2 separate regions of the Homo sapiens genome follow, and region 1 is linked to region 2. Evidence: chromatin loops called from intact Hi-C (ENCODE). Cell type or tissue: PC-9. All regions are shown on one strand.

Region 1 (8,000 bases), 160 kb before region 2:
GTAATTCATGCTTGATCCCTGTCAGCTTCTTGACGGCGTCCTTGGAGCTGGCATAGATCATTTTGCTTTTAAGGGGAGCAGACTCAGGGACCCAGAAGATAAACACCAGGTCCTCCTCCTTGCTCTCCTTGGTCTCGTAGGTTGTGTCACAGAGGGTGTAGTGGCAGTCCTTATCTGGCAGCATCCTGACAAAGGTGGTGTAGGGGTCGTCGATGGTCTGGCTCACATCGCCCACCAGGATCTTCTTGGTCTCCTCCAGGATGATGTTCTTCTTGTCCTCACTAAGGCAGAAGAGCACCACCTTCTTGAGCTTCTTCACCTCCTCTGGCATTGAAGACTTATGCAACTTCATGTCGTTGAACATGTTCATGACACCATCAGACAGCCACACCAGAGGCCATGTTTCCAGAAGTGAAAAGGAGAGGGCATGGAGAGCCGCAGAAGACAAGAGCACTGCAGCCGCTGCTGGGACCCGACTGCACTCTGTTCCTTCTTTGCACCATTAGATCAGGCTGCACATTGCTCATAGGAAGATTGCAACAACTTTTTAGCTGATTTCCCTAACTCTGGGTGGGTCCCTCTTCATATTAGTCCTCCACACCTTGCTGAAGTAGCCTCCTGAGACATAAATCTGACTCTTCCCTGCTTAAAGCCATTTACTGCCTGCCTATTATCTATAGGAAAGGCCCAAGCTCCTTAGCATGACACCAAAGGGATTTTCAGACCAGCCCTTGCTAATCCCTCTAGCCTTAGGGGGGCAGCATATCAGAGTGATTATCTCCCTTACTCTCCCAGTGACTTAACCTTTGTAGCCTGTTTCCTCATTGCTAACATTAGGATGATAAAACCTACCTCATGGGTTGGTGAGGAATTAATCAGCTCACACATGGTTAGCCCTCAGTAAACGTTGGCTGTTATGGTTGTGTCTTTCCACTCTCTGCCTCGCACTTTAAGATCTGGCTACATGGTTTTCTGCTGACTCTGTGTCCCTTTTCACCATGGTTAGTGCCTTTATTCCTGCCACCCACTCTTCTTGCAATGTCCTCCAAACCCTGTTGCCTGGCTTCACGCTGGTTAGGCACATCCTCTTCCTTCTCTTGGATGCTCCATGCATGTGTCGGCCATTGAGCTGTAAATATCTACTAATAAGTCAGTTACTGCTGCTAGACTATCAACTTTATGGGGATGGGGGGTGTTTTATTTATCTTTGTGTTGCTAGCACATAGCATGTGTTGAAAAAAATGGTGAATGAATACATGAAAGAATAAAAGGAATTCACAGTCTACTAGGGTGTTTGGGGTCTAGGGATGAAGGGTGGAAGGCAGCTAAGTAGCTTAATAATAACAGGTTAGAGAATCTGGGTAAAGCTGGGGCTGAGGTGAGAATTAGGCCCTATAGGAGTCCAGTGTAGGGAGTTTGCTTGTTGAGTGTGGTGCATGTAGTGAGGAAGCCTGTTTAAAGTTATCTCCTCAATGAAATAAAGCAGCCCCTTCTAGGCAATCCTAATTACTCCCTTTCCTGAAAGAATATATTGCAAATGGAAGGTCATGCAATCTGCCTTCTTGTAAGATCTTCAATTTCTCAGAATACAATGAATTCTCTATTACCTGGAGGAGGGGTAGAAAGGAGCTTCTTTTTAATTAAATTGTCTCTGCAGCAGAAAGTGACTTTATCCTGCCTTTTGAAGTCTTCCAGTTGTCCTCAGCCTGGCTCAAATCACTCTCCTTGAATTCATTGTTACACTAGTGCACCCTGCTTTGTGAGTTATAATTTAACGTGAGCGTATCTAATTCTCTAATGAGATGGAGACTCTTTGGGAGTTTATGTTTTTTTCCCTGAAATGTTTAATGTCATGCTTTTGAATTAAGAAGGGCTTCTACATATATTTATAGACTGGCTGAGTTTCTCCATATATGTGTTAAGAACTTTCAAATAATTAGAGCACAGCCTGAATTTCAGAATGCCAGTGATCTTCTCCAGGGCTTCAGCTTCCCTGAAAGAACAGCTACTCAGGGCCTATTATTAAATGTTTAAGGTATCATTTTTTAACTTTGAAATAAAAACTGAAATATTTGGAAAATACTGATAAACGAACAAACAAAAAAACCTGAACTAACCCTACTAGTAGTAGTGGTAACTACTATACAATAGTATTTGGAGTATATCTCTGTAGTCTGTCTTCCTTGGCTTTGTGTCTTTGCTTCTCTTTCTCTTTCAATGAATGAGGTCATCTTTTATCACTCATCTGGCAATCTGCTTTCTTCTCCTTAACATCAATAGATATTTATTAAAAGTGATGATGCTGGAGTATTTCTTTTAGGTTCCTGTTTCAATCCTTGACCCACTGTTTTGCCTTGTTTGCCACTGCCTGCCTTTTCTTGATTTCTGTTTGTCTCTCTGGATTGACCCATTATTGTGTTCTGATCTCTGATACCTGCATGCATCTTCATAGTAACTTCCAACTTTTGGGAGTGTCTGCTGTGCCCCAGATAGTTGTATGTGTTTTACCTGCTTTAAAAATCTCTTTTCGGATAGACTGGATATTTGTAGTCTCCATGTCACAGATGAGGAATTTATTTGGTGTAGAGATTTAGTAATTTATAAAAGATCATGAAGCTTAGATGGAGCCTGAACTTATGTTTTTATACTCAGCACCCCCTCTAGTATGTGAAACTGTCATCTTTAGCTTCTGACTCCTTCTGGAATACTGATTTTTGGGTGCTGTGTCTAATCAGCTTTCAGCTCTACAATATTCCTTGAAGGGCACCGCAACCCACAACCTTGGGCCAGCATAGTGAATTTTATATTTTTTATTTGACAGAGAGAGAGAGAATGTGTGTGTGTGTGTGTGTGTGTGTGTGTGTGTGTGTGTGTGTGTGTGTGTGTTTGAGAAATCAGCAGCTGTGGTTCTTGCTTTCACTCCTCATGGTGAGGAGGTGGCCTACCCCTCACATCTGTTTTCAGCCCCTGTTCCTCAATACCAGAGTTATTTTCTATTAACTCAATGCACCTTTTCTTTGTAATTCTTGTCAATTTTCCCTCCAGCCACCTGCGCGGTCTCTGGCTTGCTCTCAGGCTGTGAGTAAATTCTTTGTATACTTGCTGTTTTCGATAACCTCAGCCCAAGACTTAATGTCAAGGTGGGGGCCCTATTAAAGATGCCATGAATCATCTTGTCTTTGTTTGAAGATTTCCGTGTTGGCAAGTGGGCAGATAGATGTAGGTTTCCCAACCAGATGTACTGGTAGCTGAGATGGGGGCATTCAGCTGAAGTACATTCCTATCATTATTTGGCAAAGAAAGAGCCACTGAGATTAAAAGCATGATCCTTGCTTGTGATCTGGCTTCATCAACGGAATCACAGAGCCTCTGTGTTGGAAAGGGCCTTGAAATCATCTGCAACTGCGCGGCTTGATACTTGAGGGAACTGAGGCAATAGATACAGGAAGTGATGTAAAGTTATAAATGCCAAACCTTCAAGGGACTTTTGACATGACGTAACTCTGCGCTCTTATGTTTTGGGGGAAGAATAGTAAGGCCTCTAGAAGCTCACTAACACTCCTAATGCGGCACAGCGCGTTACTGCAGAGCAAGGACTCTACTGACCACAGGCCCAGGACAGCGGCCTTGGAGGTGAAGTCACTAAGGGGGATCTGTAGGATTTGGCTGGTTACAAGAGCTCACCCGCTATCTCCTCCAGGCTGGCTTCCGTGGGCCTCTGTTGAACTATCAGTCCAGTGTTCTTGCCTCTGTCCCCACAGCCCTGCAGAGGTCTTCTTCCACCTGACAGATGGTGACTGCCTTCTCCACAGTGGTAGGAGTGAGGGAAACAGTGAGGGGAAATCAGGAAACAGGAAGCCAGGGAGAGGAGCAAGAGGTGTTGGGGCTGTATGTGCTGGCTCCGTGCCTTGGTGTTGTGGGTTTCTAGAGGGTTTTAACTTTGTAGTAAAGACGGGACTTGGAGGAATTCTCCCTGTGGTGGGACAGGAGTTTTCTCCACAGCCTTCACAAAGTATTCCCCGCAAGAACTACTCATCCTTCACGGTCTACTTCTATCGTAGCAGTTCAGTCTTCTGCTGTTTCTTCTGGTACCAGCCTATGGATTGGGTAAGGAGAAAGATCAGGTTTGTAAAGAGATCTTTCTGGTCCTTCCAGTAATAAAGCCCCTTGGACAAGGGCCAGGGAGATTCATCTCCCAGAGACTCCTGTGCTCTAGGTGGTGGTAGAGGCTTCCTGCCAGAAGGATCTGAGGCAGAGGACGTGGATGGTGCCATGCTGGCGTCTCTGTGCATCTGGCAGCGCAACAAAGGACTTCTGTCTGCCCTGCGAGGCTGGGTCGGTAAAACCCACTTCAATTGAAAGCCACCACACTTTAGCAACTTGATAATTAAAATTCTAATATGTGAATTAAAGAAAACAAGGGGCTGTGTTCCTGCCATATTAAAATACAGCTGCAGTGATTCCACTATTGTTTCCTTTGACAGAGCTGTGGTTTTCCTACACACCTTTGTTTGAGGCTTTGATTCAGATATACTCCCTGCTGCTGATAAGTCCCATGTGTCTACTCATCGGTTAGATGGTGCATGGGGATGATTCTTCTGTGATGTGGAGAATGAAAGATCGTGTCTTCAAGTTATGTGAGGTGGCTAAGTGACATCTCATCAAGAGCAGAGATAAAAACAAAACTCATGGAAAAGGTACTTCCTGAGCTCCCTTTTTGTTTCCTAAGTGATTTAAAACAATAAAGGCCAAATCGAAGAGAAAACTTAAGAACCGATATAGCTGATACCTGGACTTACGGATTGATTTATTTCTGTGAACACTCTGGGAAAATGGCCACTTGTCGCTCTCTGTTATTAATAAAGAGGTCACTTTATCATTAGGCCTTTGAATCTGTATTTAATGGCTAAAGCAGATGGTTATAATTTCTGACTTGGTGTGGCCACCTTATTAATAAAAAAGAACTGATGGAAGCAAAAAGGCGTCTTCATTTTTAACTCCAGAAGCATAACACAAATGCTTTCCAGTCTTTCTTTGTGTGGAGAGCAGACCAAGTGACTGCAATAAGATCCTGTTACACATTTGAAAAAAAGACTTTTGCAGAGTGGAGGTAACTCAGTTTGAATCCTTCTTTTGTTAAACTTTAAAAGAACACTATAAATATATGCCCCTTTCCTTGAAGAAGGTATTTCGAAGGAAGCTTCAGGATTATATTTTAAAGTAAATTAATATTTTAATAACATAAGGAAACTAAAAAACACCTAATTTATTTCAGATAGTGGAGGCCTGTGGTACTTTCTAAAATTATTCTTTTTGCTTAAACTACTATAAACTGCTTTTTTGGATTTAATTACTAGGCTTAGATGAATGTGCCATGCATCTTATTTTGGTTCTTTTTAAATTCACTTGGAATTAAAAAAAATCAATAATGGCAAAAACGTCTGGTAGTGGATTTCTGCTTGATTTCATCAAGCCTGTATATTCCCCTATAATGGTAAGGAGTTTGAAATCGTGGTTATCATCCTGGAAATTTTTTGTCCCCAAAGGGACAAACCTACATTTGTGAAGACAGAATGATTTAGAATCTTAATGTACTCAGTAAACCGAGTGAACAGAGCAGAAAAATGCTGGGAATTCTTCACATAGGCTCAGAAGAGCTCTTTAATTCACTTAGATACCAAAGACTTATTGATATGTCAGGCTGTGGGCGGCATCCTGGGGTCTGTTATGGCAATGAATTCCTGGTCCTTAGGTGACAAGAATGGGATGAGTGTGCTATGCCTGGCTCTGAGATAAAGAAAAAACATGGAATGTTAAGGATCTTAAAGTCTTTACGGGTTTCTTTGCCCACTAGTTTTCAATGTTTTTTAATTAATGATGCCTTTCAGGCTGTCCATGGGCCCACGTTTAGAAGTGTTTTGAATTTCAAATTATTAATGGTAATTGTTGTTTTCTGTTTTCATTAACCAAAGGCATGTATAACAACCCATTCAGTTCATTTGTTTATTGATTTGTTCATTAATTCTTCAGTATTTAGCTTGTATTTACTTTTGGCTTGGCACCATGCCAAGCACAGGGATGCAGAGGAGTTTGTGATGGCCACCAGTCTTATTTAAAATGCCTAAAATAGGGTCAGGAGCAGTGGCTAACACCTGTAATCCCAGCATTTTTGGAGGCTGAGGCTGAAGGATCACTTGAGCTCAGGAGTTTGAGACCAGCCTTGGCAACATAGTGACACCTCATCTCTACAAAAAATAAAAAAAGTTGGCGGGGTGTGGGGTGGGCGCCTGTGGTCCCAGCTACTCCAGAGACTGAGTTGGGAAGGTCACTTGAGCCCAGGACGTCAAGGCTGCAGTGAGCAGTGATGGTACCCCACACTACAGCCTGAGGGACAGAATGAGACCCTGTCTCAAAAAAATAAATAAAAATAACTAAAGTGCTCCACAACAGTGGATGGATTTTTGTTTTTCCTACCATCTCAGATTCCTGGATATCTAGACCAATCCATTGCTAAGCCATCGTGCTTTGTTTTCTTTTTTAAACTTTGAAATGTTTTAAGTGTACAGAAAAGCAGACAAAAGTGACAAAACCCATTTCAGATACAAATATTTTTTATTTGTTTCAGATTTTTAAAAGAAATAAAACATTATAGATACAACAAAAGCTCCCAGTGTACCCCTCCTAAATCCTGTCTCTTTTCTTCTCCAGAGATAATCTGTCCTTTAAATGTGATGTCTTTTCATTCCCATGCATGTTTTTATATTTTTGCTCTCTGTGCATAAATGCACTGAGTGCTACTAAAAATAGTGCTTTGCCTATTTTAAAATTGTGTATAAATGGGAACTTACTGTACCTGTCATACATCTTGCTATTTTTGCTCAATGTTGTGTTTTTGGTATTAACCTTGTTAATTTAGGAATTGCATGTTGATCTAAGAAGTTATTTTAGTTGCTGTGCAGTAAGTATGCTATTGTATGACCATTTCACAATTAATGTACCCATTCTCCTGCCTTCATTTTTTTGTGTATTATAAACAATTTTGCCATGAAAACTTTGACTTATCTTTCTGTAAAAATGTGTGAAGTTTTTCTAGGCCAAATACCTAGGAATAGAATAGAGTATGCATGTCTTCGGCTTCCCTAGGTGCTGTGGAATTGCTCTCCAACGGCCTTATGCCAGTGCGAGCTCCTTCCTACAGGATATAAGTTCCCGTTGCTCTTTACCCTTTCTAACTCTTGATATTGGAAGTATTTTTAGATTTTGCTTATTCAACAGGTATGAGAAACTATCACAGTTTGGATGTATAAAGATATGTCAAGTTGAGTAAAGATGTTAGAGCAAAGACTGGAGATTTTTTTTTCCTTTTCCTCCTGTTCTAGCTGTATTGTTCTAGCTATATTATAGGGCAGATTTGAGTTTCTGCTTGGGTAGAATTATCCTCATCAAAGCCTACTTTGGCCCTAATTAGTTTGCTATACATCCATTGTACACAGAACACATTATGTACATTTCTAAGGAATTGAAGAGACAAAGTCCAAACTTATAGAACCTATGTTGGGGGTGCATAGCAGGAGATACTGGGGCCCAATTTACAGTAGGTTCATTGCACTGGCCAGTGAATTCAGGGACCTTGCTCTCTATATCAGCAGAGATTGCTGCCTGTGTGGTTTTTTGGTTTTTTGTTTTGTTTGCTTTTTGTTTGTTTGTTTGTTTGAGACAGAATCTTGCTCTGTCTCCAAGCTGGAGTGCAGTGGCACGATCTAGGCTCACTGCAACCTCCGTCTCCCGAGTTCAATCAATTGTCCTGCCTCAGCCTCCTGAGTAGCTGGGACTATAGGCGTGTGCCACCACGCCCAGCTATTTTTTGTATTTTTAGTAGAGACGGGGTTTCACCATGTTGGCCAGGATGGTCTCAATTTCTTGACCTGGTGATCCGCTAGCCTCGGCCTCCTAAAGTACTGGGATTACAGGCGTGAGCCACTGCGCCCGGCCGCTTTTTG
Region 2 (8,000 bases):
CCTTCACCAAACAACATCTAAAGTAACACTGAAAACCAACAGTCTCAAAGCCATCAGCATCTTTGACTGTTTTCCCGCCACCCTCCAAATGATCACAAGTGGAGGCCTTCTTTTACCATAGGAAGAAAGTGTGCCCCTTCTATGTGACTGACCCTGGCTGCTTGGAAATTCCTTGAGTGTCTCTCAAAGCTCGGCCTCTGAGAATACATACCACATCTTATGGCTATACACGGCAGAACATGCAGCTCAGTGAGAAGTCAGCATGTATTTCCTTTTGAGCCACCTCTAAAGTCTGGCTCTATCTTAGAACTTCTGTGATTTTGGCGAAGCCACTTCCCTACCAGGGGCCTCACTTGCTTCCTCTGAAAAATGAGGAGATTGTATGACATAATGTTTTAAACAATTGTTTAAAACATTGGGGCATTTTCCACAGTACCTGTAAACACAACAATATATAAAATAGATAAAAGTAGAGTTGTTCCTTTTGAAGGAGGGTCTAGAGCCTGTACTCTTGTCCTCTGGAACCCCAAATCCTCTTATGTTCCTCTATAAATAGCTCCAAAAAATCCCATGGATCCAAAGAATATAATTTGATAAATATGTCTTGGGCCTTGAGGGCCCACCCAGTTATAACATTCTAGGACTCAGTGAGTGGTCAAGAAAGGCAGTGGGGTAGCCACTTGCTTCTCTTGCATTCAGCCTTTGCAGCTACTGGGCTGGCCGCTGGTCTTGTGAGTATGCGCATGCCTGTGTAACCTCACGCATCACTGAATCGGGGATACAGGATGTGGCATGGCTGGGAGCTTCTTGGAAGGGCCTCCACATCCTGTGAATGTTGGGTCTTTACCTGCCAACTGCTGAGATGAACCAGTAATCCTTTCGGAGAGCACAGGCTTTTATCAATGAGGAGGATTCAAGGCTTACTTTTTCCTTCCTTCCAAATAACACTCCCACTGTTGAGGCTTAAATACCAAAACCTTATGGTTTGCAGAATCAGTGCCAAAAAGTCAATCCTCCGAGAAACTGCAAAGATAATAGCCCCTATTGATCAAATCGGGAGGAGAATAGCTTTTGAGGTTTGCCCTCCTAAAAGAGGTCGAGAAAGATAAGGGTTGGAGTTTTCTAAAACATGCTTGGTTTGCTCAAATTGGATAAAACCATATAAAAACACTTATGTTCTTAGAGAACTGGTGACCAATTCAGGAAAACCTCACAAAATGAAAAGACTGGCTTGGATTAGTGAGGCATGTGAAATGCAGTGTCTTTCTAAGAGCATGGTAAATGTGTTATTTCAAATACAGACAGTGACTTAGTAGCTAACCAAGTACATCCATGCAGAGGATGGCCACTGTCTGCCTTACTAGACAAAGGAGAGGTATGAAAGCCCTTGAGTCTCTATGCTGGACACTGTACAGGAGTCTTTTGGTCCATTAGTTAATCATTACCTCAGTCCTTTGCTGCTCCCATTTTATGGATGAGAAAATAGAAGTTAAATGATGTTCAGTAACTTTCTCATGATCACAAAATTAATAAGTGTCAGATAGTAGTGTTAAAATCTGGTGTGTATTTCCATTAAATAGTCTACTGTCTTCTAAATGGCACATACACATTTGCTATTACCATAATGCTTTTGGTGAAGAGAGGCTGCCAGGCTGGTGGTAAATATACCTGGAAATGTCTCATGCTTTTGCCAGTGGTGAGGCGAATAGGAATCCATCAGTGGAGATCCTACAGGGTCAAAACTTGTGGCCGTGTCTCTCTCTGAAGCCACTGGTGGCCATGGAATTGATGGAGTTCAGCTGAGATGTGCTTGATTTTTCTCACTTAAACTTCAGTTTTCCTTTCAGTGAAGAAAAAAAGCTTATTAAACATCACTTTGTGAGGGGAGATTATTAATATTCAACTTTCTACATAAAATAATCAGCCTTTATTTTAAAAAAATATGGCCTTGGAAGATATTATTTTTCAGGGAAGTTATTCATATTTTAAAATATTTTATCTGTTTTTATTATCATTTTATCTGAGAAGCTGAACACGTGGTTATCTAAAGGAATGGATCTTGAAGTTGAGAACAAAACTCCCCAGAATCAGCACAATCACTTAATGAGCTTGCGAATTGAAATTATCTTTGCTACAGCCCAAGAACTGAGTGGTAATTAGTGTCCAGGGACACGTGGGGAACAATTTCAGTGTTAGCAGTGCCAAGAATCTATTCATTTGTCATTGGTCCCAAATTATATTCAATCAGCAATTCAACTCAGCTTGGAAAAACCAAGTGACATATAGCTAACTGTCTATAAAATTAACACTGTAAAATGAAACTATATTTCTGGCTGTGAGCAGCAGTAAGATGAAGCTATGAAAATATTGCATGTAAATGCTGTCAAGGTTCATTTTAATCCCACCACTTTCCAACCTATGCTTCCTTCCCTGAAATGCCGCCTTGGCTGCCAACCTTCTATTCCCAAGCTCCCTGAAGTCTGGGTGTCGGGGTGTTTGATGAGCCTTTTCATAGGTGAACCGCAGCAGTCCATACTACTGAAAACAAGGGCTGTCATTATTGAAAGAGCCAAAGTGGGTGGCAGCAGCATGGGGCTCAGACTGGAGTTGGGGTTGGAGTCATATGTGGAGGGCCCTGAAATGTAGACAATTAGCTCTTCTGGGGAAAGCACCTGCACGAAATACCCGTTCCCCAAACAAGAGGTTGATAACAGAAGCACTGCTTTCCACTGTGGCTTTGTAGTAAGCATTTCTCCTACTTGGGTAAAATTTTCTTTTTGTTTTCATATTTTGGAATTAAGATCCCTGCCATACTGCCTATCTGACATCTGGTCCCCTTGAAAGAGTCTATGCTATTTTTGGCTCAGGACGTTGGAGGAAACCAGGGCCACTGTAGGTGGGGAGGGTATGTGTGGTTCATCTACTTCTTTCCCACCTGCTTCTAGGACTAGGAAAGAGGTAAGCCAAGGAGGTCTGCACAAACCAAACAATCCTTTTGTCTCTGCTGTGGCAGGGAGATAAACTAGAAGTATGCCTTTGCAAGGTCTCAGTGAGTCAACATCCTGTTCTTGTTCAAGCTTAGTCAGTGACGATGACATGTGGCCATTTGGCAGACAGTCACCATCAGTAAATATGGAAATACGAAAAATGTGCTTATCTCTGTGAAAAGGTGAGGCCAGAGGTAAGGTGAAAAAAAAAAGCCAGGTTTTACAGGCTTGAGTACTGGTCAGCATGGGCTGCCAGAAGGTGTGGAGTGCTAGAGTCAAAGAGACCTGGGTTTGAATTGCAATTCTTCCACTTAATAAAGTTCATCCTGCATTCTATCTCAGATCAATTTTTAGTGGCTACCTAGAGCACTGTGCTTAAAGGACTCTACGACAGATCCCAGGCTTAACAGGTAAACAGAGCCATAATTGATTAAAGATGCCTACACTGGATTGAAGTAGGAGGGATTGACAACTTGTATGCCTTATAGCTAATGACCCTGGGTCCTCTAAGGTCCTGTCCAGCCCTAATATTCTCTAGTAATGTTCTGAGTGTGTGTGTGTGTGTGTGTGTGTGTGTGTGTAGACATAGCCTGAGGGGAGGTTAGTATAACCCCATTACAATATATTAGTAGCGTGGATTAAATTTTCAAAAAACAAGAACAACAACCAAGATTATTTGTATATTACAGTCTATTATTAAAGAGTTTTAACAGCCCGTAAGTACTTCTAACAGTCCATAAGTACTTCATAGTGTATTATGTCCTTTAGATTATTGATTTGTATGTTTGCTTTGATTCATGATGGCTTTGAAAATTATATTTTAAGTTATTTACCACAAATGACTCTCTATATTCAAATACTTAGCTTTCATTTGTCTTGACCTAAAATTCCAATGTAGAGAAACGAATTTCTCTATTCACAGAAATGGTAACAATTCCAAACACGACCAGTGAAATTAGTTACAGGAGCAATGTTGTTCTTCCTTAGGAAGGCTATTAAATTTATTAGTCTAAGACTGGTCTTTCAACAAGAAAAGGAGTTTATGTTTGATTATGTGTGGTCATTTCTGCAGATTTGTTTTCTTGTTAATGTAGTATTTTAGGGGCGAGGTGTATTTTGCCCTTGTTCTTTTTTTTTTTTTTTTGCAATTTCCATTTTTATTTTAGATTCAGAGGGTACATGTACAGGCTTGTTGTGAGAGTATATTGCATGATCCTGAGGTTTGGGCTTCCATTGATCCCATCACCCAGATAGTGAACATACTACCCAATAGGTAGTTTTTCAACCCTTGCCCCACTCCCTCTATCCTTTTGTAATTCCAGTGTCTATTGCTCCTATCCATGGTACCTATGATTTTACTCCCACTTATAAGTGAGAACACATGATATTTGGTTTTCTGCTTCTCTGTTAATTCACTTAGGCTAATGGCCTCCATCTGCATCCATGTTGCTACAAAGGACATGATTTCATTATTTTTATGGCTACATAGTATTCCATGGTATATATGTACCACATTCTCTTTATCCAGTCCTCTGTTGATGGGCACCTAGGTTGATTCCATGTCTTCGCTATTATGAATAGTGCTGTGATGAACATATGATGCAGGTGTCTTTTTGGTAGAATAATTTATTTTCTTTGGGGTATATACCTTGTAATGTGATTGCTGGGTTGAATGGTAGGTCTATTTTTAGCTCTTTGAGAAATCTCCCAACTGTTTTCCACAGTGGTGGAACTAATTTACATTCCCCCAACAGTGTATTAGCATTCCGTTTTCTCTGCATCCTTGCCAGCATCTGTTATTTTTTGACTTTTTTTGTTTTTTTTGAGATGGAGTCTCGCTATGTCAGCCAGGCTGGATTTCAGTGGCACCATTTCAGCTCACTGCAACCTCCGCCTCCCAGGTTCAAGCGATTCTCCTGCCTCAGCCTCCTGAGTAGCTGGGATTACAGGTGCATGCCACCAGGCAGGGCTAATTTTTGTATTTTTAGTAGAGACGGGGTTTCATCATGTTGGTCAGGCTGGTCTCGAACTCCTGACCTTGTGATCCACCTGCCTCGGCCTCCCAAAGTGCTGGTATTACAGGTGTGAGCCACTGTGCCCAGCGTGACTTTTTAATGATAGCCATTCTGACTAGTATGAGATGGCATCTCATTGTGGTTTTGATTTGCATTTCTCTGGTGGTAAGTGATGTTGAGAGGGTTAATGTAATATTTTACATTTTAATTTTCAAGCCAGTGTTTTGAAGTAAAAATCTTCAAATCTGGCCAATAGATTGTTCATTTGGATGGCATCTAAAATGCAGGCGCCTCTACTGGCATCTAGAGCCACCATTCCAGTCTAATAAGCTATGGGATTGCCGTGGTCTCTCTCCAAAGGCAGGCCCTTTGGAAATCTCCTCTAATGCTTCTAACAGCCTATAAATTACTATATTTAATATTGCCCTTGTCTTTCTCCCTTCCCTTCTTTTTCTTTTCAGAAACAGAGCTGTCAGTCAGTGCTGAATTAGTGCCTACCTCATCATGGAACATCTCAAGTGAACTCAACAAAGGTACACAGTGGGGGCACACAGGGGAGGCGAGGAAAGAGGTGTGGAACTGTTTTTAATCCTGGCATGACCTTCTTTGAAATCAACTGTTTTTCAGATCACTGCAAGGAGGTGGGGGCCAAAATAAATCCCCAGCTTACTTTGTGATCATTTAACATTGAATTACTTGGGATTCTATTATTTCTGGAGAGTTTCTTTCCCCCCCTCGTTCCTTTTTCTTCTTCCTCTAAAATGTTCCACATGGTAAAAATGCTTCAAGATGTGAAATAGGGTCATTTCTGACCTTTCTGACACTACATCTAGTGGATCTTATTTAGGGGATTTGATTCAGCCCAAGCCAGGATTCATCAGAGCTGTTTGCTCGGTGACCTTTCACGATGAGCATTTGATGTGCTTGCAGGGTTCAGGACCGAGTATCTGGAATGTTTGTAATTGCCTGTGCATAAGGATGGCAGCTTCCTTTGTGCACGTGGGGAACAGGTTTCTGCTAGGAGATTGTTGTTTAGCATTAATTAAGCCCCGCCATATGTTAAGCATTGGGTATTTTATAAAGACCCTATGTCCTGGAGTGGTACATCAGGACACATTCAAAACCTCTGCAGTCTGGCTCAATCTACCTTTCTAGCCTTAGTTATCTTTATTCCCCTTTATGCATTTCCAGCCAAATTTCGATTTCTTCTTATACATCCTGTGCTTTTCTGCCTCTCTGCTCTCACCTTTTCACCTGGATTGCCTTCTCTTCTTTGCCAATACTCATTCTCCCCCTTTTGCAAGGCAACAAATTACTTCTCCCTCAAGACCAAGCATAAAATTTACATTATCCAGTCTTGTCTAATCCCTCCAGCTGGAAGTGGCCTTTCCCTCTTTGAAACTCCCATAGCTCTCTTTCTTCTCTGTTCTTCTCTTCACATTTTCTATATGATGTTATGGTGATTTATATACTTATCTCACCCTTAAGCTTAGAAGTTCCTTGTAGGAGGGTTTCTATCTTACTTTTTTTTTTTTTTGGTCTCCATCACAAAATCTAGCACAAACTCTTATTTGTAGGAAATTCTCAATAAATGTGTGTGGAATGATGAGTCACATCTTACCTGGTGAGAAGCCATAGCCATACATATTTGTGTGCAAATACATTCAGCAAACTTACTGAGTTTCTACTTTAGTTCAGGCATGATTCAAGGTTCTGAGATTACAGTGGTAAAGGGAGCTCAAAAGTCATTGTCATAAATGGTCTTTTATGATTAGCTCTCTATTGTCTACTGACATAGTTTGGTTGTGTCCCCACCCAAATCTCATCTTGAATTGTAGTTCCCATAATCCCTACGTGTTGTGAGAGGGACCAGGTGGAGATAATTGAATCATGAGGGTGGTTTCCCCCATCCTGTTCTCATAATAATGAGTTAGTTCTCATGAGATCTGATGGTTTTATAAGGGGCTTCCTCCTTCGCTGGGCACTCATTCTCTCCCCTGCCGCCCTGTGAAGAGGTGCCTTCTGTCATGATTGTAACTTTCCTGAGACCTCCCCAGCCATGTAGAACTGTGAGTCAATTAAACCTCTTTCCTTTATAAATTACCCAGTCTTGGGCAGTTCTTTATAGCAGCATGAGAACAAACTAATACATCTACTAATACATTCACTGTAAGTTGTATTTCCTCTCTGAGAAGAGATAAGTTTATTTTATAAAACAGCAATGGGTGAAGTTATTTTGCTGGTTATACTTTACTAGGCACTTTAGGATGGTGGAATGAAGTGAGATGTCTTTTCACCTTAAATCAAAGGACATTTAGAATATTTTTTCTATTGCCAAATTTGACCTGACATTATTTTTCTATTAAATATTAAATCAGGCACTCCATGTTACTCCTCTCCACCTCCAGCATCAACCACAATGCCTAGAAAGCAGATTTTCAACAAATATTTATAGAATATGTTTAATGGAAAAGAAGAAATAAAAGACCCTGAACATTAACTTAGTACCTGCTCTGTGCCAGGCACTGTGCTGGGTGCTTTTTTGTGAACTTATTCTGCAAGTTCCTTATGGTGCCAACAGAAAAATTATATCATTGCACACTGCATGTTATTGATCAGATTCCAGTTATGGCAATAGAAAAGCATCAATGTGTGCTAAGAAAGGCAGCAGAGCCAGCAGTCTAGAACCCAGCCTGCCAGACTTGGAATTTCTACCAGACCAGCACTGTAATTAGTAGTAGTTGCCCATTAAGAAAGTAGTGGTGTCAATAGTATGAACCTGCTGGCTGAAGGGAAGGATAAAGGCAGGCCCCAGACTCCTTTATTTGTTCAACACAGACTTCCAGAGAGTATGGATGGCTTTCTGGAGGTACGAGGATGCTTGGCATCATCTTTCTCTAGAAGGTAATTAGTGTATATTCTTTAATTTCCATTTTGAATGAGAGAGGAAGATCATTTGTTGATCAAAACCTTATCGATTCCTACTCTGGTCTAGGAA

What was found. A loop is a pair of places that touch in the nucleus more often than their neighbours do. Peaks named below come from ENCODE experiments on the same cell type or tissue, not always from the same donor. Only the 100,000 strongest peaks of a DNase experiment are listed, where the experiment ranks them.
Region 1: it touches region 2 in a loop (9-fold over the local background); 1 of 110 quality-filtered maps calls a loop at or near these places.

Annotation. Positions count from the first base shown.
Region 1 is chr1:63,843,286-63,851,285 of GRCh38, forward strand. All of the region lies in intron 1 of ROR1 (receptor tyrosine kinase like orphan receptor 1), which reads left to right. It also overlaps the pseudogene CFL1P3. Among named protein-coding and RNA genes, the nearest start is that of ROR1, 73 kb to the left of the region's middle. In PC-9, no CTCF peak of the experiment used is centred here; DNase peaks (open chromatin) are centred at 3,206 and 4,176; H3K27ac peaks cover 621 bases.
Region 2 is chr1:64,003,842-64,011,841 of GRCh38, forward strand. It overlaps ROR1 (receptor tyrosine kinase like orphan receptor 1), which reads left to right. Exons shown (of 9, transcript NM_005012.4): 2 at 5,464-5,535. Among named protein-coding and RNA genes, the nearest start is that of ROR1-AS1, 100 kb to the right of the region's middle. RefSeq lists an enhancer at 2,876-3,170. In PC-9, no CTCF peak of the experiment used is centred here; a DNase peak (open chromatin) is centred at 3,080; H3K27ac peaks cover 3,384 bases.